Linked DNA regions of Homo sapiens: region 1 is linked to region 2. A link is a loop called in an ENCODE intact Hi-C map of the cell type or tissue named here. Cell type or tissue: endothelial cell of umbilical vein. All regions are shown on one strand. Each heading gives the region's core, and the rest is flanking DNA. Links, peaks and the distances in the headings are about the cores only. Region 1 holds the start of TNFAIP2 (TNF alpha induced protein 2). Region 2 holds the start of MARK3 (microtubule affinity regulating kinase 3).

What was found. Peaks named below come from ENCODE experiments on the same cell type or tissue, not always from the same donor. Only the 100,000 strongest peaks of a DNase experiment are listed, where the experiment ranks them.
Region 1: a loop joins it to region 2, with 2.3 times the contacts of the local background. A loop is called at or near these places in 2 of 110 quality-filtered maps.

Annotation. Positions count from the first base shown.
Region 1 is chr14:103,117,435-103,128,896 of GRCh38, reverse strand. It overlaps TNFAIP2 (TNF alpha induced protein 2), which reads right to left and starts at 5,436. Exons shown (of 12, transcript NM_006291.4): 1 at 4,946-5,436; 2 at 2,205-2,587; 3 at 1,268-1,892. The coding sequence starts at 2,439. LINC00677 (long intergenic non-protein coding RNA 677) reads left to right here and starts at 5,988. Exons shown (of 2, transcript NR_138038.1): 1 at 5,988-6,288; 2 at 7,866-8,048. RefSeq lists enhancers at 1-687, 5,439-5,972, 5,973-6,505 and silencers at 5,145-5,194, 5,495-5,774. In endothelial cell of umbilical vein, for the core only: a CTCF peak has its summit at 4,876; DNase peaks (open chromatin) are centred at 4,976, 6,506 and 7,336; H3K4me3 peaks cover 1,509 bases; H3K27ac peaks cover 749 bases.
Region 2 is chr14:103,379,232-103,390,693 of GRCh38, reverse strand. It overlaps MARK3 (microtubule affinity regulating kinase 3), which reads right to left and starts at 5,279. Exons shown (of 18, transcript NM_001128918.3): 1 at 4,614-5,279. The coding sequence starts at 4,664. RefSeq lists enhancers at 4,343-4,532, 4,473-5,462, 5,463-6,454 and a silencer at 4,813-5,002. In endothelial cell of umbilical vein, for the core only: a CTCF peak has its summit at 4,913; DNase peaks (open chromatin) are centred at 3,723, 4,423 and 5,353; H3K4me3 peaks cover 2,647 bases; H3K27ac peaks cover 1,999 bases.

The DNA.
Region 1 (11,462 bases), core at 1,661-9,660, 260 kb after region 2:
CCCAGCTTGGCTTTAGTTGCCTGTTGCTAACCCCAGGCCAGCAGACCCCGAGGTCACTGGGACAGAAAGACTGGCAGGCAGGGGTGCAGGTGCCCGGCATTTCCTGGTGAGTCAGGACGAGCAAGCGGGAACTGGCTCTGGGCTGGGTTATCTCTCCCGTGGCCCCTGCCCTGTGCCAGTTCCCCTATGCCCTGCTGACTCCTCTCCCACCCTCTCCACTGGACCCTTTCTCTATCCTTCTGCCAGAGGCTGACCCTTCAACACGAACTGAGCCCACAGGCCACCCAAGGCCCCCGAGACGGCAGACACTGCCCACACTGTCTATACCTCCAGGCTTCCTTCCTAAAGTTTCACACTAGGATCTGGGGCCAGCAGTGGCCAAGCCCCACAATAACAGCCCCTGGACTCCCCCGCCCTGGGCCTTTCCACACTGCAGTAAGCCTCTCTCCATGCAGACCGTGCGAATGACGGGCACGCCCAGGGATCTATGGAGTCAAGGGACGCCTGAGGCTGTACTCAGCAGGGGTACCAGCTGCACAGCCAGCCTCCCACCTGAGGGGCTCCAGCTCTGCGGCGGGCTCACAGGGTAACCCTACACAATGGGGGTCTAACAAGACACGTGGCCCTAGCCCATCACTTGGAACTCTCCTGCCTGGGGGTGCCCGCATAGCTCTGCTCAGCTCCAGAGTGCCCTGGAAGAGGACATGCTCAGGAGCACCGACCTTCCTCTCACCTTCTCCCCTACCTGCCCTATCACCCCTCCTCCTGCCTCCTGGCCTGATTCCCTGGCTCAGAGAAGGACCGCTGGCTTTCACCTCCTCCAGGCTGGCTTCCCTGACTTCTCCAGGCCTGCTTTGGGCCCATGCTCTGCACGGGGCCTGGCCTCTGCTGCCACAGCCCTTCCAGCTCTGGATGGTTATTGATTGCTTTGCCCCCTCCTCAGACTGGGCGCTCGTGAATGAAATCCCTACCATTTTCTGTGCCTCAGTTTCCCCAACAGCAGAATGTGACTGAGGCCCAGGAAATTAAGGATTCCAAGAGCAACGCAGACCCAGCCCCAGCCTTATCCCTGTGTCCAGGCCCAGTCTCTGCCTGTCCAGGCTCTGCCCCAGGGAGTCCAAGTCCCACCCCTGCATTCTCGGACCCAAAACTCTGCAAACACCGACCTCACTAAAAGCTGCCGGCGGCACACCTCGACACCCCTCGACACCCCTCCTACAGAGGACACCCTCCCTGCCGGCCCGGGCCCAGCCCCTGGTCTGCTCACTTGGGGTAGAGGTTCTGCACCCAGAGCAGCAGCATGTAGGTGTCGCGCTCGCACAGCTCGAACTGCGCCACGGCGGCCAGGTGGGCCGCGAAGTGCTGGTGGTAGCTCTCGGCGTAGGCCGCCACGACGCCGAACTCGGCGGGGAACAGCGGCTTCAGCCGCTCCACCACGGCCTCCAGGTCCTCCTTCATGGTGCGGCCCAAGTGCAGAAAGACGCTCTCGGGGACCTCGGCGCCCGCGGCCGGCCGCTGGCCCATGCGCTCCTCGGCCGCCTCCGCCACGCCGCGCCGCCACAGCTGCAGCCAGCGCCGCGGGCGCGTGGCCGCCAGCCCCGAGGTCCCCGGCCCCGCCGCCGCCGCCTGGCGGTCCTCGCGCTCCTGCTCCGCCACCACGGCCAGCGCCTGGCGCAGCCGCTCGGGCGGCGCCTCCAGCGGCCGCCGCAGCACGCCCAGCACCTGGTCGCGCAGCAGCTCGTACAGCGCCTCCACCTTGCTCTGGCGCCGCACCAGCTCCTCCTCGCTCACACCGCCCGCCGCCGCCGCCGCCGCCAGCTCCCGCTCCAGCGCCAGCAGCGGCCGCGCCGCCTCCAGCTGCCCGCGCTCCAGCGCCGCCTTCAGCTCCTCCACTGCGCCGGGAAAGCCGCGTCAGCCCCGGCCCCAGCCCACCGCCCACCGGGCGGGGCGGCCAGCGCCAAGCGGGACCGTCCTCCCCTAGACGCGCACAGGGCCGGCGGCCAACACCCTAAAGGGTGATGTCGGTGTCCCTGACTAGGCTGAAGGCCTCCCAGCCCCCCAGATTGCGGCACAGGTGAAAGCAGGGAGACAGACGCGCCTTCCAGCCCCACTTGCCGGCCCACTGTGCAAGTGGCTCACTCACGCGGATGAGCGCCAACCCCGTCCAGGCCCCAGACTAGCTCTAACCCAGGGTCCTAGAGCACCTGTGGGGGGCGGGCCATCCAGCCCCTGCCTGGACCCGGCTGCGTCCTCGGGCTCCGCTGAGCTGGGCTGACCCTTCTTCTTCTTCCCTTTGGTGAAGACGCAGAACACATTGGCCAGGCCTTTGGACTTCTTCTTCTTCTCCTTCTTCTTCTTCGCCGCCTCTTCCTCCTCCCTATATGGGGCTGCCCCAGCCTCCAGGGGTGGCACCAGGTCCTCAGAGGAGGCCTCCGACATGGAGGCCTCTGACTCTGCCTCTGATGTGGACTGCAACTTTTGGGGGCCTCTAGGCAAGTCGAGGGTGCCTGGCACAGGCTGATGGCTCTAGAGGCCTTGGAAGAAGGTCATCATCTTCAGCATCACCCTGGTTCAGGCCTGCAGGCTCCTGCGGGGTGGGGGTGAAGGCATCAGTGGTCACCATGGACCGGCCCTGGCTCCCAGGCTGGACACACAGCTATGCTGGCTGCATTGAGTACACTCAGTCTGTTTCACCCATTCAGCCACCGGGGCTCTGCTCATCTCCTGGCCCAGATGAGCACCAACAACTGTGCTTCCTCCCTGGCCACGAGCATCTCACCATCTACAGCTCCCCTTCCAATACTTCACAGCCCCAGAAGCAAGGAAGAGGCTGGGGACGCCAAGCCCGCCACACAGAGGGGGACTTTCACTTTACTTGGGCAAATCCTTCCCTGCCAGCCCACCCTCTGGGCAGGAAGCAGGCAATGGACACCTCCCTGGATCCCACGGGACCCTAGGGAAGAGGCGGGGCATGGGCTCTGTCCCTTTGGACAGAGCAGGAACAGAGGTCCAGAAAGGTCTGGGACATGCCGGGGTCTAGAACACCAGAACCGGCCTGAGACTGGAACCCAGCCTCCTCCTGCCCAGACCCAGCCCCTCTGCCATCTTGTCCAGTTCTGATCCAGCGGTGGGGTCACAGAAACACAGCTGCTCCAGCTGGGCCATGAAAGGGGCAGAGCCTGACCAGGATCTACAGAAGCCACAGTGGGTGGGACCTCAGACAGCCTTTCACACATCACTGGGGCAAGGGGCTCAGCAAGTCACAGGGCGGCCTGAAGTCACACAGCAACTCGGGTCCAGAACCCAGGCTTCCTGGCTCCCACCCCCTCCCAAATGGGATCGTAGCATCATCACAAAGGCTTCCAGTTTCTGCAGCCTTCCTGGGTGCCCATCCCATCTCTTCCTTTCTCTCATCTGGAAGGGTGTTATTTCGGCTTAAACTGTCCCTATAGTCAATAGCTTGGGCTTGGAACTCAGGCCACCCGGTCCCAGAGCCCAGCTTTCCCCTGCCTCCACATCCCCAGCTATCCTGCAAGCTACATCCAGAGAGGCAAGACCCGAGCTTCCCCAGAGTCCCTGCCCAGCACCTGACCATTGTCAGAGCAAGGCCAGGTCCACTGGAGAAGAGCATGGCTGATCTGAAAGGGGGAAGCAGGCAGGGGCTGGGCCTCCCCAAGAACTGGGGTGACCTGTAACCTTGATGCCACCTGTCTGCCCCACCCCAAGACTAAATGCATGCAGCCTTGTCTCATGTATCATGGTAACTTCAAGTGACCCCTGAAACAGCCCTGCAAGGCAGGCAGGATGATCCACCATCCAGAAGGAGAAACTGAGGCTGAGTAGGAGGTGTTTGCCCCAAGCACAGCAGCCATGGAGGCTCAGACTGGGCCCATCCGACTCTTCCCATGGCCCCGCTGCCTCCACCAGCCCCACTACCCTGTCCCCATCCTGGAGGGGCTTGGCCAGAGCCACCTGAGGGACAGGAAGCCTGGGCTCCTCCCACCCCCAGCCCCTGCCATGCTCACCCAGTGCCCTGGGCAGAGTCCCACACTCCTGGATGGCACTGGCCTCCCTAGTGCCATTTGGGTTGAGCATTCCACTCCAGGACCAAGAGGGGCATGCTCCAGGGAGCCCCAGGGGCAAGGCCATGGGGCACCTCTGCTCCCCACCCGGTGCCCCAACTTCGCTTCCCAGCCCCTCTCAGGTGCATGCCTAGCACCCGCGGGAGCTGGTCTGTCTGGCAGGGCCACTCAGCCCCACCCTGGGTGCCCAGGCCCCACCTCTGCCATTCTCCTGGGGTGGGGGAGGGTGGCCCTTACCAGCAATGCTCCCTGCCAGCCTCACCTCAGCCTTCCCTGTCCCACCCCACATGTACTAGGCTCTGTCCCACCTCCAGGCACAGCTCCCGCAGGACCCCCACAGCATCACCGCCTTCTCCCCTCTGTGACACGAAACCCAGAGCGCCTGAAGGTCCTGCTGCAGCCCCCTGGGCCTCGCCCCAGGTCTCCGCTCTCCGAGGCAGCTGGTGCCATGGAAAGAGAAACGCTTTCGGTGTGGGCTCAGCACACTTCTCACTAGTGTGTGGACTGCACACCTCCTTCCTTCACAAGCCGCCGTTTCCCCGTCTTTGAAAAGGGGATGAGGACCCCCACCCCACAGTGCTGCTGAGGGGATGTGGCCAAACCGCACAGCCAAGTGCTGGGCGCCTAGCTGGGCCTCAGTGGGGGTGAGTCTCCTGTGTCCTGAGTCTGTCCTGCAGGCAGCAGCGAGCCGGTGCAGCCAGAAAGGAAGAAGGGGAGGAGGGGCGTTCCTTTGAGCCTTGCCGCTGGTTGGGCCCACTGAGGCAGGAAGGGGCCTGCTGGGAGGCTCGTAGAGGGGTCACAGCCAGTGGCTCAACAGCGCCCCCCAGCCTCCTGCTGCCCGGCCTCTCCTCAGGTCCACTGACCTGGCTCGCCTTCCCCGTCAGGGCTGATGTCCACACACCTCCCGGGAGCTCGCTGGGCCCGGCTCCTTCAGTCCTGGGCAGGATGTGGAAGGCGCACCCATCCCCCGATGAGGACACCCGGGCACGGGCGAGGAAGTGACTCGGCCTGTGTCGCCCGGCCGGGGAGTCACGCCGGACCTGGGGCCTTTCTGCTGTAATGGAGGGGAGACCCCTGCGCCTGCCCCAGCCCCGCCCTCCCTGCCTCTGGCAGGCCCGGGCCCTCAGCCAGCCTTGGCCCCTCTGCGCCCGGACGCGCGGACGCTGGGCGCGCCAGGGCCTCAGTTTCCCTGGAAGCGTCCAGCCCCCTCCTGTCCCCGCCGCGGCGACAGGCTCTTTCCTCGGGGAATCCGGCCTGGCCTCGGGGTAGGGGCGGGCGAGAAGCCGCGCGGAGCGGCGGGGAATGGACGTGTGGAAGCGGAGGTCACTTACCGTGTCCCGGCCTGGCCGCCACTGTCCTGGCCCGGGTTCCGCAAGGCCTGAAATAGTCGCAGAGTCAGCCCCGCCCCGCCCGCCCCTCCTTCCCCGCCCCGCCGCAACCGCGGAAAACCCGCGGGCGGAGGCCAAGGCCCAGCGCGGCCCGGCTGTGTCCCTGCGTCCCAGGGGCTGGGCGCGCCCGGCCTGCCCAGCGGGGGATGCGGGGCGCTGTCACTTCCTCCCAGCAGCCGGGCAGGGGCGGGGGGCTGGCCGCGCGTCGCATGGTATGTGGAGTTCGGGGGACGGCACGGGGACGACGGGGTTGTCAGGCGCGGAGCCATTGTCCGACGACGGCTCCTGATAGGCCGCCTGGATGGGGCGCGCTTGGCCGCGTTCCCGCGTCACACACCGGCTCCAGCTGCGGGAGAGCCCGTCCCACCCCAACTCCCCAGCCGCCCCTCTGAAGTGTTCCGGTGTCACCGTGGCCACAAGGAGGCAGGGGACGGGGGCTTCCTGAAGGAGGCCCCCTAAGGGGAAGGGGGCTACAAGGCTGGCCAGAGTGCTGGCCGCGCGGCTGTGCACAGGGCCTTGAGCCCCTCCGGTCGTCAAGCCTTGCTTGAAATGCGTAAATGCGGAAAGGTGAAGTGGCTGACCCGGCTCACACCACTTTAAGTAGCGGAGTGGGGTTCCTAGCCAGGCCTATGGGACTCCCACTGGAGCCTTTCCCCCTCTGGGGCTGGGGCTGGACCCACAGGCTGCCGGAGCAGGCAGAAGGGGAGGGGCCCAAGGCCCAGACTCCAGGGCCTCGTCTGGATCATCAACCCGGCTTTGCCCATTCAGCGCAGGCCTCCGTTTCCAGGCCTGTCTCCCCATCCACACCGTCTCTCAGGGTTTGTTTTGGGAGATGTGGGGGTGGGGCATGTGGGGAGGATGGAAAGGGGCTGTGAAGGGAACCCACTGGAGATTCACTTCCTTCCTTATTTCACACTCTAGGCTAGGAATTCCTGCCCTCTGGAAAGGACCCAGACATTTAGGAATTTCCCGCTGGGCAGGGGCTTCCCTCCTGCCTCACTGGGGCCTCTGCTCCTCCCCTCTTTTGTTTGGCCTCTTTCCCCGCCCCCTGATCACTCCGCCACCCCTTCTGCAGCCTAGTAACAGGTCTTCCAGGACCAGGGGGGCCAGCGGAGTGGGGGCGGCTGTGGGTTCAGGTGCCCTGGGAACTGAGAACTTCCTCTTCCAGAGTGCTGGCCAAGCGCCAGGTTTGCACTCGGATTGCCATCCATCATCCTGTCTCTGGGGAACCTGTGGGGGAGCGGATGCGGGAGGCCGCCAGGATGCAGGATGGGGCGTTAAGGCTGCCAACCCCACCCCTTCTCTCCTAGGACTCCAGGGATGACATTTTTCAGATGAGTCCACAGAGCCGCGGTGTCCCGGGGCTGGGAGGGTCCTTCCACCGGCACCGCGCAGATGGAGTTCATCCACACAGGGGCGATGAGGATACGGGCTGAGGGGCCCTGGCCGGTGGCTGCCTTCACGGCTGGCTGCTGTGGCCTCATTGTGCAATCCCCACAAGCCTCTCCTGCCAGACTCTGTTCCCCCACCCCACCCCCTCACCCCCCCTCCCATTCCCAAGCAGATCGGGAAATTGCTCGGGAAGTCTGCATCTGCCAGGAGGGCGTTGTCAGGCCTTAGGCCCCACTGTCCCCTCGAAGGCAGCCCCTGGTCTCCACGGGCTTTGCAGGGCTGAGGCGGGGCTGCCACCCTTGTCCCCCACTGACGGCAGTGGCCCGCCCAGAGCACCGGCTGGGGATTGGGAAACGAGGCTGCTGCCTTGGACTTGTGTCTGCACCAGTCACTTCCCCTCTCTAAGCTCAGGCATGAGGGTCAATGGTAACATACGTGAAGTCCTCAAGACAAGGAAAGTCTTCTGAAAATGGGGCAGCATGGAGGCCCAAGGGATGACAGCCAATGGGGCCCATAGGGCAGGAGCAGTCCTTACCCTCTTCTCGCAGATGCAGAAAGCAGTTCCCAAGAGGCCAGGCACTTCCAGAGGAGCCAAAGGCCAGCCTACGGCTCCTCCCCAGCAGGAAGCCAGCATCACATGCTGGGTGGCGATGTTTGTGACCAGTGGCCAGCGGCTGTCCCATTCCCCAGCTCCCCAGGGCACAGGCCAGGGGCAGTGAGCAGGGGGCTCTGCCTGGTGGGGAGGGCAGCAGACAGGAGCAGACTGGCAATGACCTCTCCATTTAGCCTAGAAGGCGAGTGTGCCAGCACCTGGCCAGGAGCCACGGTCAGCTCCTCGCACGCAACCCAGGGCCTCAGAGGCTACGACACATGGGATGTTCCCTCCCTTCTGTCTGCCAGAGCAATGACAGCTGACTGTTTAAAAATTATTATGGTACAATATACATAATGCAATTTATAATCTTTTAAGTGCACAGTTCAGTGGCATTAAGTATATTCACAGGGTCGTGCAACCAACAGCACCCTCCACCTGCAGAAATCGTCACCTGGCAAAACGGAAACTCTACCCACTATGCACTAACTCCTCTTTCCCTCTCCTCCGGGCCCTGGCAACCGCCATTCTACCTTTCGTCTCTGTGGTCTTGACTATTCTATGTACTGCAAATAAATAGAGTCACACAGCGTTTATCCTTTTGTGTCTGCATCTGCCAGGAGGGCGTTGTCAGGTTTATTTCACTCAGCATAATGCCTTCAAGATTCATTCATGTGGTAGCAGGTATCAGAATTCCCTTCCTTTTTGAGGCTGAATCATATTCCATTGTATGGATGGGCTACACTGTGCATTCATTCATCTCTCTGTGCACACTGGGATTGCTGCTACCTCTTGGCTGCTGTGTACAGTGCTGCTATAAAACATGGGTGTGTATACCAGGTGTGGTGGCTCATGCCTGTAATCCCAGCACTTTGGGAGGCCCAGGCGGGTGGATCGCTTGAGCTCTGGAACTCAAGATCAACCTGGGCAACATAGTGAGACCCTGTCTCCACCAAAAATACAAACAATTAGCCAGGTGTGATGGGGTGCACCTGTAGCCCCAGCTACTTGGGAGGCTGAGGTGGGAGAACCACCTGAGCCTGGCAGGTTAAGGCTGCAGTGAGCCATGATTGCACCACTGCACTCCAGCCTGGGCAACAGAGTAAGACCCTGTCTCACAACAAAAACAAACAAACAAAAGAACACGGGTATGCAAATATCTGTTCACGTTCCTGCTTTCAATTCTTTTGGGTAGACTGCTGATGTTTGTTGATCTCCACCGGTGCCAGGCGTTGTTCTAAGTGTTTTGTATACATTAGCCGATTTCATCGGACAGCCTAATGAAGTGGGCACTAACTCTCTTCTTTTCACAGATGAGGAAACTGAGGCACAGAGCGGTCCAGTCATGTGCCAGCCAGTGGTGAAGCTAGGAGCCCCTTCACTAAGCACAGTGTTATCTTGCTTCTCCTCCAACGTTGCTCAGCGTCTGAAATTCAGCTTGATGTATTTAAGTCAGACACAAGAAAGGACTTCTAGACCAAGGAGTTTAGATGCAGAAATGGGAGGTACTATCCTTCACTCCTTTTTCACCTTGAAAAAAATTTTTCCCAATCTTTTTCATTACCTCATTTAGTCCATTAATTAAACCTCCACCTGCGCCCTGTAGGGCAGCAGAAAAGGCCGATTCAGCACGGACCAGAGAATAACACAGGGAGGCACATTACTGGCCCTCTCTCTGCATTCTTGAAGGCACCTAGAGGAAAGCTCTCTAGAAGAGGGGCAGTTGGGGCTGGGCATGGTGGCTCACCCCTGTAATCCCAGCATTTTGGGAGGCCAAGGCGGGCGGATCACCTGAGGTCGGGAGTTCGAGGCCAGCCTGACCAACATGGAGAAATCCCGTCTCTACTAAAAATACAAAATACAAAATACTAAAAATACAAAATTAGCCAGGTGTGGTGGTGCATGCCTGTAATCTCAGCTACTCGGGAGCCTGAGGCAGGAGAATCACTTGAACCTGGGAGGCAGAGGTTGCGGTAAGCTGAGATCACGCCATTGCACTCCAGCCTGGGCAACAAGAGTGAAACTCCATCTCAAAAAAAAAAAAAAAAAAAAAAAAGGAAGAAGAGGGCAGTCGAAGGCAGAAGGGAGAGCAACCTGGAGCAGGGCCCAGGGTGGTGGGTGATCACGAGGGGCAGAGGGCCTATAGGTGGCTGGGCCTGGCCAGAGGCGTGGCTGCAGCTGCTAGCCTTGGTCACAAGAGTGGTGCTGACCTCAGGGTGGGTCACCTAGCCCCTCCCCCAGCAGCCCGGGCCCACTTCCCTCTGCATGATGACTTGCACTTCCCACTGCCCTAACCCTGGTTCCCAGGACCCCAACACTCACCCTGCTTCTCCCTTTCACTTCTCAGGCTGTCACCAGCCCTGAGACTCTTCCTGGGGATGCCCTACTGTCTGCATGGGGTGGGGCCATTGTGTTCCCTGTTGACAGATGAGGAAACTGAGTCTCAGAGAAGCAGGCACAGAGGTTGAGGCCTTAAGCCTGAGGTCCCTGCTGCCACCCAGCCTTCCCCAAGAGGAGCAGTGACTTGCTCAGCATCACCTACAGCTCCATGAGACCCTGGCTGAAGTCTGCTGACCTCCTCCGGGACTGTGGGATGGCCAGGACAGCTGACCAGGAGCCACTTTCACGGCACATCCCCTCCTGCAAAGGAGGGAGCATGAGGACCCTCAGCAGCCCAGACATGTACCATCAGGCGGTGCCCCACCCCAGCCCCACGGGACACTGTCGATTTGTTGATAGCCCCCCTGCCCCTTTCCTCCTAGGAGGAAGCCAGGCCAAGGATTCCTTTTCGTATTTGGCAGATGGAGAAACCGAGGCCTGATGAGGTATGGCTTCTGCAGCTATTCCATGAGCCTGACCCACTGTCCTTGCTGGAGAAGGGCCATGGGAGAGAAAGCAGGGCCTATGGGGCAGCAGGACCCCAACCCCAGTGGCCTTCCAAATAGTGTGGTGTAGGAGGGCTTCCTGGAGGAGTGGGTCCTGGTGGAACTCATGGGCATAGGAAGTTCTCTATGCCAGCTGCAAGCGGCCACTCTCCTCCCCAAGTTCAGCTCTCCTAAAACTCTAGTCTTTCACCACAGCTCTCTGGTACTGATGCAAAATGCCTAAGTGCAGCTCCGGTCCCTTCTGCCTGGGGTTCCTGTAGAACATGGGCCCTTCTCGGAGCCGGCATAATTTCCAGGAAAACAGCTGCAGAGCTACGGCCTATGCAGGGTTCTGCCAATGACAGAGGCCAGTCACGTGGCAGGACCTCTCTTGGGAAGCCCAGTGCTGCTTCATGGGGCTGTTTGGAGAAGGAAGTCGGGGAGGAGAGGGGAGGGAAGGGGAAGGAAGAGGAGGGGAGGGGAGGGGAGGGAAGAGGAGGGGAGGGGAGGGGAGGGAAGAGGAGGGGAGGGGAGGTGTTACCGGGAGAGACTATATCCAAGTCATGAAGCACTGAAGTATGTTAGCAGGAGCAAATCCATCCAGGTCTGCAGCAACCTCAGTTCTTACCTCCTCAGAAAAGAGAATTCAACTGAGAAGTCTAAGGCAAAGTGAGAGACTGCAACAAGTTTGAAAGCAGGAGTGAAAGTTTATTTAAAAGCTTTAGAGAAAGAGCCTGGGCAACATGGCAAAACCCTGTCTCTACCAAATAATAAAAATAATAACACAAAAATTAGCCAGCGTGGTGGTGGGCACCTGTGGTCCCAACTACTCAGGAGGCTGAGGTGAGAGGATCACTTGAACCCGGGAAGTGGAGGTTGCAGTGAGCCCAGATCATGTGGCTGCACTCCAGCCTGGGCAACAGAGCAAGACCCTATCTCAAAAAAAAAAAAAAAAAAAAAAAAAAAGGCTGGGATCGTGGGATCGCTGGCTCACACCTGTAATCCCAGCACTTTTGGAGGCCAAGGCGGGCGGATCACCTGAGGTCAGGAGTTCGAAATCAGCCTGGCCAACATGGTGAAACCCTGTCTCTACTAAAAATAAAAAATGAGCCGGGTATGGTCCCAGCTACTTGGGAGGCTGAGG
Region 2 (11,462 bases), core at 1,551-9,550:
AACCCACAGCCCTAGGGCTGCATGCAGCCCACCACAGCTTTGAAAGTGACCCAACACAAATTCATAAACTTTGTTAAAACACTGTGAGATTTTTTTTGCAGTTTTTTTAAAGCTTATCAGCTATTGTTAGTGTTAGTGTATTTTATCTGTGGCCCAAGACAATTCTTCCAATGTGGCCCGGGGAAGCCAAAAGATTGGACACCCCTGATCTACAAGCTTAAAAAAAAGTTTTAGAAATACTCTATGTACAGGTACAACTACATCTCCTTGTGGAGCCTAAGCTAGAGATCTGGGGCCCAGTAGAGGCTTTGCTACTAAATAGTTAGTGGTCTTCTGTCATTACTAGCAGCCTTTGTCACCTCTCTGAGTCTCAGCAACCTCACTGGATCAGATTGAGTAGTTCTTTTGAGCTATAACACGATGCAGCAACAGTGAACTTTTTTTTTGAGATGGAGTCTCACTCTGTCGCCCAGGCTGGAGTGCAGTGGCGCCATCTTGGCTCACTGCAAGCTCCGCCTCCCGGGATCACGCCATTCTCCTGCCTCAGCCTCCCGAGTAGCTGGGACTACAGGCACCTGCCACCACGCCCGGCTAATTTTTTATATTTTTGGTAGACACAGGGTTTCACCGTGTTAGCCAGGATGGTCTCGATCTCCTGACCTCGTGATCTGCCCGCCTCGGCCTCCCAGAGTGCTGGGATTACAGGTGTGAGCCACCGCGCCCGGCCTTTTTTTTTTTTTTTTTTTTTTTGAGACGGAGTATCCCTCTGTCGCCCAGGCTGGAGGGCAATGGCTTGATCTCAGCTCACTGCACTCTCCGTCTCCAGGGTTCAAGCGATTCTCCAGCCTCAGCCTCCCAAGTAGCTGGGATTACAGGTGCCCGCCACCGCACCCGGCTAATTTTTGTATTTTTAGTAGAGACAGGGTTTTGCCATCTTGGTCAGGCTGGTCTCGAACTCCTGACCTCAGGTGATCCACCTGCCCCGGCCTCCCAAAGTGCTGGGATTACAGGCGTGAGCCACTGCACCTGGCCAACAGTAAACTTTTATATACCCATTCACTAAGGGTGGACATTAATATTTGGAAATCAAACAAACAAAAACAAATTAGTGTACAAGGATGAAGATAATGTTGCAAGTTGTCTGCTTTTTTTTTTTTTTTTTTTTGGAGACAGAGTCTTACTCTGTCACTCAGGCTGCAGTGCAGTGGCATGATATCGGCTCACTGCAACCTTCACCTCTTGTGTTCAAGTGATTCTCCCACGTCAGCCTCCTGAGTAGCTGGAATTACAGGCATGCACCACCGCACCTGGCTAATTTTTTTTTTTTTTTGAGATGGAGTCTGGCTCTGTCGCCCAGGCTGGAATGTGGTGGCCCAATCTCGGCTCACTGCAAGCTCTGCCTCCCAGGTTCATGCCATTCTCCTGCCTCAGCCTCCCGAGTAGCTAGGACTACAGGTGCCTGCCACCACGCCCGGCTAATTTTTCGTATTTTTAGTAGAGACAGGGTTTCACCATGTTAGCCAGGATGGTCTCGATCTCCTGACCTCGTGATCCGCCAGCCTCAGCCTCTCAAAGTGCTGGGATTACAGGTATGAGCCACCACACCCGGCCTGCCTTTTCTTAGTCTTGATCTAATAAGCGACATTCTTATCACAGTTATATACAATTACTTAAAATTTAAATAAGATTCCTGGGGTAAGCACAATAAAAAGTATTTTTACAGAATACTAAAAGAAAACTGTTCTAGTCACAATAGCCAAAAATGTCCATCACTGGTGAGTGGATTAAAAAAAATTGTGGCACATCCAAACAAGGAAATACTTACTCAGCAATAAAAAGGAATGAACTACTGATACTGATACACATTCAAATAAATCTCAAAAGCACTACTCTAAGTGAAAGAAGACACAAAAGATTATTTACACTGTGACTCCATTTACATAGCATCCTAGAAAAGGCAAAACTACAGGGACAGAAAGCAGATCAGTGGTTACCCAGGGGCTAAGAAAGGGAGAGGGCACTGACTATACAGGGCCATAAGGGACCTTTCTGGCAATGGAAGTGTTCTACATCTTGATTGTGATAGCGGTTACATAACTATACGCTTGTCAAAATTCACCAAACTGTATACTTAAAACAGATGAACATTACATCTCAACAAACCTAACTTTAAGAAAAAAGGTTCTCAACAGAATGAGAGCTCCCATTCATTCTTGTACATTCACCACTCAATTGGCAGGAAGTCTAATACTTAGCAGTGCAGTAATGTAGGTAATTAATATGGACTATACCTGAGTTATAACACTGACACAAGGGCTCCACACTGTGAAAGCTACACAGCTCCTTCCAGAACATGCCAATGCAAGAGTTAAAAATGTAACAGGGCATGGTAAATTAATGCAACGATGTGTGATAAACTTGATTTTTAAAAAAAGTCAAAAATTCATTTTAAATACACTACATGGCTGGGCGTGGTGGCTCACGCCTGTAATCCCAGCACTTTGGGAGGCTGACGCGGGAGGATCACCTGAAGTCGGGAGTTTGAGACCAGCACGACCAACATGGAGAAACCCCGTCTCTACTAAAAATACAAAATTAGCCGGGAGTGGTGGCACATGCCTGTAATCCTGGCTACTCAGGAGGCTGAGGCAGGAGAATCACTTGAACCCGGGAGGCGGAGGTTGCAGTGAGCCGAGATCATGCCACGGCACTCCAGCCTGGGAGACAGAGCCAGACTCCATCTCAAAAAAGAAAGAAAGAAAAAAGACCCATTTGAAATCCTTCATTATCACAAATCTGCTATGACTGTTTTTGGCTTCAGTTTAGAAAGCATGGAGCTCCTACTCTGGTTCAATGTAAGGTTTTGCTTCTCTGAGTGAAGATCAATGATCAAAACTAATCAGTTGGGCACACTGGCTCATGCCTGTAATCTCAGCACTTTGGGGAGCCGAGGCGGGTGGATCACATGAGGCCAGGAGTTCTAGACCAGCCTGGCCAACATGGTGAAACCCTGTCTCTACTAAAAATACAAAAATTAGCCGGGCGTGGTGGTGCACGCCAGTAATCCCAGCTACTCGGGAGGCTGAGGCATGATAATCACTTCAGCCTGGGAGGTGGAGGCTGCAGTGAGCCAAGATCGCACCACTGCACTCCAGCCTGGGAGACAGTCTCGGTCTGTCTCAAAAAATAAATAAGTAAATAAATAAATAAATAAACAAATAAATAAGGTTTCTTTAAAAGGACTATAAGGAAATTAGTTCCCTGACTCACCTAGTCTAAGAGTTTCTATTACTCACTCTTTATATAATTTTCTAATCTATCTCAGGTGGAGAAAGGTACATCACTGTTCTACTTACTCAGGGCCACAGAGCATTAAATATTGTATACTAATATGCTACAGGGATGCTTTAGGCTATGGTTTACGTTTACGGATTAAATTATCAAACAGCTATCCAGCAAACAAGCGGCATTTTTGAAGATCAAAATGAAAGCATTAACTCCACTAGGCCACAACATCTCAGGACATTACTGAAAGCATGAAAACACTCAAAGCAAGGAAGCATTCCCTAAGAGAAGACATTTCGTGCCAGCAATTACCTCATAACACTTTTAATGAAAGGCCAGTGAAGTTTCTTTACAAATTATTTACTAGATGTTTTACAGAATATAGTCAACAACTAGATTGAAACACTTTTGAACCCAGTGTTAGAGGAGAACAGAGTTAGAAAACGAACAGAGTCAAACGTTTCTTCAATGGAATTTCTACTACAAGTTCTCATTCTCTAGCAATGCTGTTCCTGGCATTTTGTAGTTTCACATGAACAAAATCAAAGGTTCCTTTTATAAAACCATAGCCTGTGAGCGCTGAAAGGGACCTAAGAGCTCATCTAAGCCAATCTCTTTTTAGGAAGGAGGACAGCGAAGCCCCCAGCGGGTGTCCCTCAGCTAGGCAGTGAGTGGCAGAGCAGAGCTTCACTATACATCTGCTTTTCAAAATGTTTAACCAACTCCTTCAAAAAAGATTTGTATGGAAAGGAAACTGCCTTAATAAAGGCTGCGCGCTAGTGTTTTGGAATTCCTAAGGGGACCGCAAAGATCCCTCAGTGGACACTTAGTGACTGTGATTAAATTTAGTTCCAGACCATCTTAAAGAACGAGACCGCCCACTTGACCCAATCGATTACTCTTAATCAGCACCGGTAACATATGTTATTAATGTGACAGTCTCTCAAGAACTGCCTGACCAAGTTAAAAGCAGAGTTCGGCTAAAATAAGCACTGACCACTGCAGTGATCTGACACACACGTTTGCACAATCCATTGCGCGGCAACCTGGCCTCTCAAAGCACCGATCCGTAACGCTGCAACTCCTGGGCTTTATTAACCGACTAGACTGCCGGCATAATCGATGTACTTCGCAGACCCGCCCGCGAACAGCGGGACACGGCAGACTTCTGGAGGAAACGGTCCGACCTGGCTGCCTCCTGGGTGACTACGGCCTGCCCTCTATTTCCAGAGCGTTCGGCTGGGGGGAACACCCGACTGCAAGGCACTGCCCGAGGAGCACGAATGCCACCCCGAAGGTCCGCCAACTACAACGCCCAGGTTACTTACGTTTTCAGTGTCTCGTTCATTCACCGTTGGCAATGGGGTCCTAGTGGACATTTTACTGCACTTTAATTCTGCACAATGCGAGGGTCAAAACAAAACAGCACAGCCCTAGGAGGCCGGCGACCAGCGTCCTCGAGTCCACGGCAGTTCCGAAAAGGCGCCGTGGGGAGGGCGGCTCCCTTCCCCCTACGGCCGTCTAGATCCCGGGCCTGGCCCGGGCCGTCCCCCGGCGGGTCCCGGGGCTCATTCTCTCCCTGCCTCGGCGGCCGAGGCGAGGAGACCGGGAGGGCGGCAGTGGCGGAGCCGAGCCTGCGGGCGGCGGGCTGCGCTTCGGCCCGCCGGCGTCCCCTTGCCTCAGGGCGCCCCGCGATCCTGGGCCCCCTCACCTCCTTCTCCACTCCCTCCCGTCGCACCGCGAATTTCAGCTCGCGGGCCTCCACACAGCGCCGCCGGCGGCGCCTGAAAACGAGGAGGCGGAGGAGGATGTGAAGGAAGTGGAGCGCAAGACAGGCCGCCGCGGGCTGTGGGCGCCGACCATGGAGCGGGCTGCGGAGGAGGCGCCTGCGCCCGACTGCTTCTCCCTCTCTAGCGAGCTTGCTGCCTCAGCCTCCGCCCTGCTGGCCGCCGCTGCCGCCGCCGCACCCCGGCACCTCAGAGCCTCACGGAGCCAAGATGGCCGCCCCTCGGCTTCCTCTGCTGCCTCCGGCTGCCGGAAGTGACGACAGGCCGCCACCCGGAGTCCCGCCAATCAGCATGGCCTGAGAAAGCCGGCCCGGCTGTTGTTGCTAGGGGCGACTTGGTCCAGACCTCGCCGCGGGGGCGGTGCAGAGGGCTGGATAGTGCTGGTCGGGTCTCCGCTGACTCCCGCGGGCTGCGGGTTCCTCCTGTCCCGAGCGCGCCGGCAACCGCGAAAGAGCCGAGAAACGGCTCTGGGCGACAGCCAGAGCCCTCCCGCTGAGTTGGCATTTACACACTACAGGCCTGGGTTGGCTGGATTACAGATCGAGAGCCTATTGTGCGCAAAAGTTGCGGTTGCATCCCTGGGACTGCGCTGCACCGAATGGAGCCCCAGCATTAATTAATGACAGGGCCGGGGCTACGGGAAGGCGCCGGGCTCTTGCATCCTTAACTGTGACCCGGGAGTCAGGTTCTCGCCAACAAACCTTCCCGTCTCCGGATCTGAGCAGCTGCGGGCTGGGCGCGGACCCTGAGGGCAGCAGGCGCCTCTTGCCCTCAAGGAGCTGGTGGTCAGACGGGTGACAGACCCGGACCCAGCTAAATGCCATCCGGATGGAAGAGTGCAATAACGAGGGTGGCACAAAGGGGATGGGTTTGGGGGCGAAATGAATCTGTAGAGGACCCCAGGGACCAGCTTCCAAATGCCTGTAGGGGGTTTATAAGCAGGCTTTTCTTACAGTCAGTGCGTTGCTGCTGGAAGACTGGAAGCATCTCTGGGTGCCAGCCTCGGGCCAGGCTCGGTAGATGCCTGCAGGCTGGAACACTGGAAATGCTACCTGACCTGGAAGCCTTCCTTGCCCATTCACCTCTTCACGTGCTCGGTGCCTCTACTCAGCTCCTGGCCAGCGGTGGATGGAATCCATGGGTGCAGGGTCCGAAGAGGGAGAGTAGTGTGAGATGGGGGTGACACGAACTGTTACCGAGAGTCGAGTCTACCTTGTGGGTTCATGACATTTGTTACCTCATTTAGCCTCAGGGTAACCCTATGAGATGGGCAGACACACATGCGATCCGAAGTCTAGACAGGTACAGTGACTTGGCTAAAGTACACAGGTTGGTTAGCGACAGAGCTGGGATTCTAACCTAGCTCCCAAAGCTTGGATAATAGGTAAGCCCTTGTAGTGGGGGGCTATGTCATGCTTGCTTTCCCTTTGGTCCGTTGGCATCCCAACTCTCTTGCTATGTTTGAGACATTTCTTGCTCCACGAAATATATGTTTGTTGTTGTTGTTGTTGTTGTTGTTGTTTTGGGACGGAGTTTCGCTCTGTCGCCCAGGCTGGAGTGCAGTGGCGCGATCTCCACTCACTGCAAGCTCCACCTCCCGGGTTCACGCCATTCTCCTGCCTCAGCCTCCCGAGTAGCTGGGACTGCAGGTGCCCACCACCATGCCTGGCTAATTTTTTTTGTATTTTTAGTAGAGATGCGGTTTCACCGTCTTAGCCAGGATGGTCTCGATCTCCTGACCTTGTGATCTGCCCGTCTCGGCCTCCCAAAGTGCTGGGATTACAGGCGTGAGCCACTGCGCTCGGCCAAATATATGTATCTTTAAACGCCAGATTCACTCCCAGAGAGGCCAGAGGCTCCCAATGTTAAAACACCTGAGGACTAAGGTAACACTCAGGGCTCCCATCTAACCCTCAGAGAGGAGTGGTCAGGGGGCCAAGAGTGGTTCTATTTAAAATGTGAATAGGGGCCGGGCGCGGTGGTTCACGCCTGTAATCCTAACACTTTGGGAGGCCGAGGTGGGCGGATTGCCTGAGCTCAGGAGTTTCAGACCAGCCTGGCCAACATGGTGAAACCCCATCTCTGCTAAAATACAAAAAATTAACCAAGCACGGTGGTGTGTGCCTGTAGTCCCAGCTACTAAGGAGGCTGAGGTGAGAGAATCTCTTGAACCTGGGAGGCAGAGTTGAAGTGAGCGAAGATCAGCCCACTGCACTCCAGCCTGAGCAACAGAGCAAGACTGCGTCTCAAAAAACAAAATAAAGTAAAATAAAATGTGAATAGGGAGACGGCATGCACATCTGTAATCCCAGCTACTTGGGGGCCTGAGGTGGGAGGGTCACTTGAGCCCAGGAGTTGGAGACCAGCCTGGGCAACAGAGTGAGACCTTGTCTCTACAAAAACTTAAAAAAAAAAAAAAGGCAGAAGGATGATGCCCACTGCACTCCTGCCTGGGAGACAGAGCAAGAACATGCCTCAGAAATAAATAAATAAGTAAATAAATAAATAAAGTTATTCTCTTTCTCCTTCTGGCCAAGAGGAGTTAGTGGAATTCCATTAGTTAAATGTGTGCTTCACACACTTCAACTGCAATGTTGGTTATGATAAGACGGGGTGAGCATAAGTGTTGTGGGAGACCCAAGCAGGGACATTTAGCTCAACTCGGGGGTTTGGATCAGGGAAGGCTTCCTGGGGGAGAGGATGTTTATGCTGAGTCTAAAAGCATGAGCAGAGTTAGCTGTGGGAGGATGGGTAGAAAGGACAGTTCAAGCAGAAGGATGGCCTGATGAGCACCGCAATGAGAAGCCACACGGTGGGTCTGGGTAAATATCAGGAGAGTGAGCGGTGAGAAGTGAGACTGCAGAAGGCCGGAGCCAGGCAGGGTTTGGACAGAGCATGGCACCTGGTTCTGCATCCCATCCTGATGACAGTTGGGAAAACACCCCAGAAAGGGTTTCAGCCTCAGGCAGAAGCTGCGAGAAAGTGTATGGGAAGTTCAGAACAGTCCCCATTGGCCAGAGAAGTAGCTGGGGGAGGAGGTTGCCACCCAGATGCTTTTCTCACCCAAGCCACATATGAAATAATGAGTCAGCGAATGCCAAAAGTTAGGAAATGAAGATAATAGTACTTAACTCAAGATGCTTCTGGGTTTTGTAAAAGCTAGAATTAAACGCCTTGAACTTTTCCTTGCACTTATGTTAAATGACATCATGACACTATAAAGAGTGGGAGATGGGTGTGTGTGTTTCTTTTTTCTTCTTTCTTTCTCTCTTTCTTTCTTTCTCTTTGTCTCTTTCTTGCCCTGCCTGCCTGCCTTTTTCTCTCTTTCCTCCCTCCCTCCCTCCCTTCCTCTCTCTTTTTCCCCTTCCTTCCTCCCTCCCTCCCTCCCTCCCTTCCATCCATCCTTCCTTCCTTCCTTCCTTCCTTCCTTCCTTCCTTCTTCCTTCCTTCCTTTGTTGTTGCTTGAGCCAGACAGGGTCTTGCTCTCTTGTCCAGGCTGGGGCACTGTGGTGTGATCATAGCTCACTGCAGCCTTGAACTCCGGGGCTCAAGTGATTCTTTGCCTCAGCCTCCTGAATAGCTAGGACTACAGGTATGCACCACCATACCTAGGTAATTTATTTTTAGAGACCAAGTCTTGCCCAGACTGAACTTCCGGCCTCAAGCAACCCTCCCATCTCTGCCTCCCAAGGTGCTGGGATTACAGGTGTGATCCACTGCGCCTAGCCACCTGGGTGTGTGAATTACAAGCAAAAAAGAAAAGGAGAGGAAGAGAAGAAACAGTAAAGTATTGTTCTGTCCAAAGGACTCTCTGTGGCCCAGAATTATGTGCATCTATGGTCTGGAAGGAATAGAGAGGAGGGTTTGGAAGTTGTCCTTGGAATGCCTTCTTCAATCCCTTTTCATATTTCTTGTTTCCTGTCTTCATATTAAAATAGTTTCTACCTTGGGGCCCCAAGCTGAAAAGATATAACTAAATTTACTAAGATGTATATGTGCATAAGCAATACTTACTTTCATGGCAAGAAGGAAGGCACCATGAGACATCAGAAGCTAGAGATAATCTAGCCCTACTATGTCCCTGTGGGACAGACGAGAAACTGAGTCTCAAAGCCATTAGGATAGCTGCTACCAAAAAAGCAGAAAATAACAAATTTTGGCAAGAACGTGGAGAAATTGGAAACTGTGCACTGTTGGTGGGGATGTAAAATGGTGCAGCTTCTATGGAAAGCAGTATTATGCTTCTTGAAAAAAATTAGAAATAGAATTACCATAGGATCTAATAATCCCACATCCAGATAGATACCCAAAAGAATTGAAAACACAGTCTCAAGGAAATATCTGCACAGTCATGTTCATGGCAGCATTATTCACAATAGCTAAAATGTGAAAGCAAACCAAGTGTCCATCCATAGATGAATGGCTAAACAAAATGTGGTATGTCCATACAATGGAATATTATTCAACCTTAAAAAGAGGGGAAATTCTGACATTAGCTACAACACAGATGAAACTTGAGGACATTATGATGAGTGAAATAAGTCAAACACAAAAGGACAAATTCTGTATGATCCCTCTTCTATGAGTTACCTGGAGCAGTCAAATGTATTGAGACAGAAAGCAGAATGGTGGTGCCAGTGGGGAGGAGGAAATAGAGAGTTCTTGCTTAATAGGGAGAGTTTCCGTTTGGAAAGAAAAGAGACATGAGGACAGATTGCACAACAGTATGAATGTACTCAATGCCACTAAACTGTACACTTAAAAATGGTTAAGATGGTTAAGATGGTTTTATGTTATATGTTGTTACCACAATTTTATTTATTCATTTTTGAGATAGGGCCTCACTTTGTCACCCAGGCTGGAGTGCCGTGGCACAATCACAGCTCACTGCAGCCTCAAACTTCGGGGCTCAAGTGATCCTCCTGCCTTAGTTTCCAAAGTAGCTGGGTCCACAGGCATGTACCACCATGCCTAGCTAATTTTTTGTATTTTTTTTTTTTTTTTGTACAGATGAGGGTTTGCCATTTTGCCCAGGCTGGTCTCGAACTCCTGGCCTCATGCAATGCTCCCACCTTAGCCTCCCAAAGTGCTGGGATTACAGGCAGGAGCCACTATACTCAGCCTGCAATTTTAAAAACAAATAAAGAAATGAAGTCAAAGCTTCAGAAGCTTTGTCTGAAGCTGCACAACTAGTTAGCAACAGAGCCAGAATGGGGGTCCAAATCTCCCAAGCTCCAGCAGACGCCCCCCATATACACTATCACCAGAAAGTATCTGGGTCCCCGATGGCAGCTTCAAGCACCTGCACTAGCAGTGAGATTGCCATCCTCCTGATTTCTTCTGCAAAAAAATAAGCACCTGCTTGTTGCACCCACTACAGTTGGGTTGTGTGTTACTGCCTAGCTTGATCCTAACCAGTACCATCATGCTAAGTGTCACATCTGCTGATCCACAGGCCTGTGCTCTCTGCACCACATCTAGTTTGGACGAACATGGAAAGGCTGCTGCAGGCTTGTCACCCCATCACAGCCCTCACAAACACAACTCCTCTACCAGAGAGTGGGAACTACTGGGACCCGGGAGCCATTCCTCAGTGTGTGTGTGTGTGTGTGTGTGTGTGTGTGTGTGTGTGTGTGTGCGTGTTTGTACGCAGATATGTTGCAGACCAAGAGCTGAACACTGAGAATATGTAAAGCCACAGAGATGGAGAAAAGCAGAGTGTGATAATTATGAGACATTGCAGTCATCATGCTTGGTGAGGGGAAAGAGGAGGGGCCGGGCAGTAGGTGTTCCTGGGACATTCCAGGTAGGCCCCAGATGCTTTGAGTCTTTGGGAAATATGAGGTCCATTTGGACTCCATGCCAGGCTGCTCCCCCCACACCGGGGATGAGGGCAGACAAGCTGCTATTCTTTTAATTTACCCTCCAGTCCCCTTCTTCACTCCAGCGGGGTCCTGTTGCCCTCTGTGAGCCCTGCTTCAAGGCCCAGAAGGCACCCCAGGAATTCTCACTTCCAAGATTGTGTTCCTGCCATTCACTCACCTGGAAAGGCTCCCCTGCCTGCCCAAAGCCTCCCTGCTGTTATGCAGCCATCCTCTCATCCTGTCCTCATCCAGGGTCCTTGTCCTTGTCCTGGCTTCTTCCCTGAAGACTCTGCAGACCAGCCCCCAGGGTGGCCCGCCCCTCCTTGGCTTTTCCTGCCTGAGGTCACAGTACATTTATTGAGCTCCAGCTGTGTACCTGGCACAAGACACCTATGCTAGGACCCCCTAACTCTCCAACAGCCTGTGAGACGTCAATGGGCACGTGAGAGGCGACTGACTGAGACTCAGGAGGGGCTGTAACTCTTCCAACGTCAGGAGCAAGCAAAGGGAGAGCCAGGACTGGGCT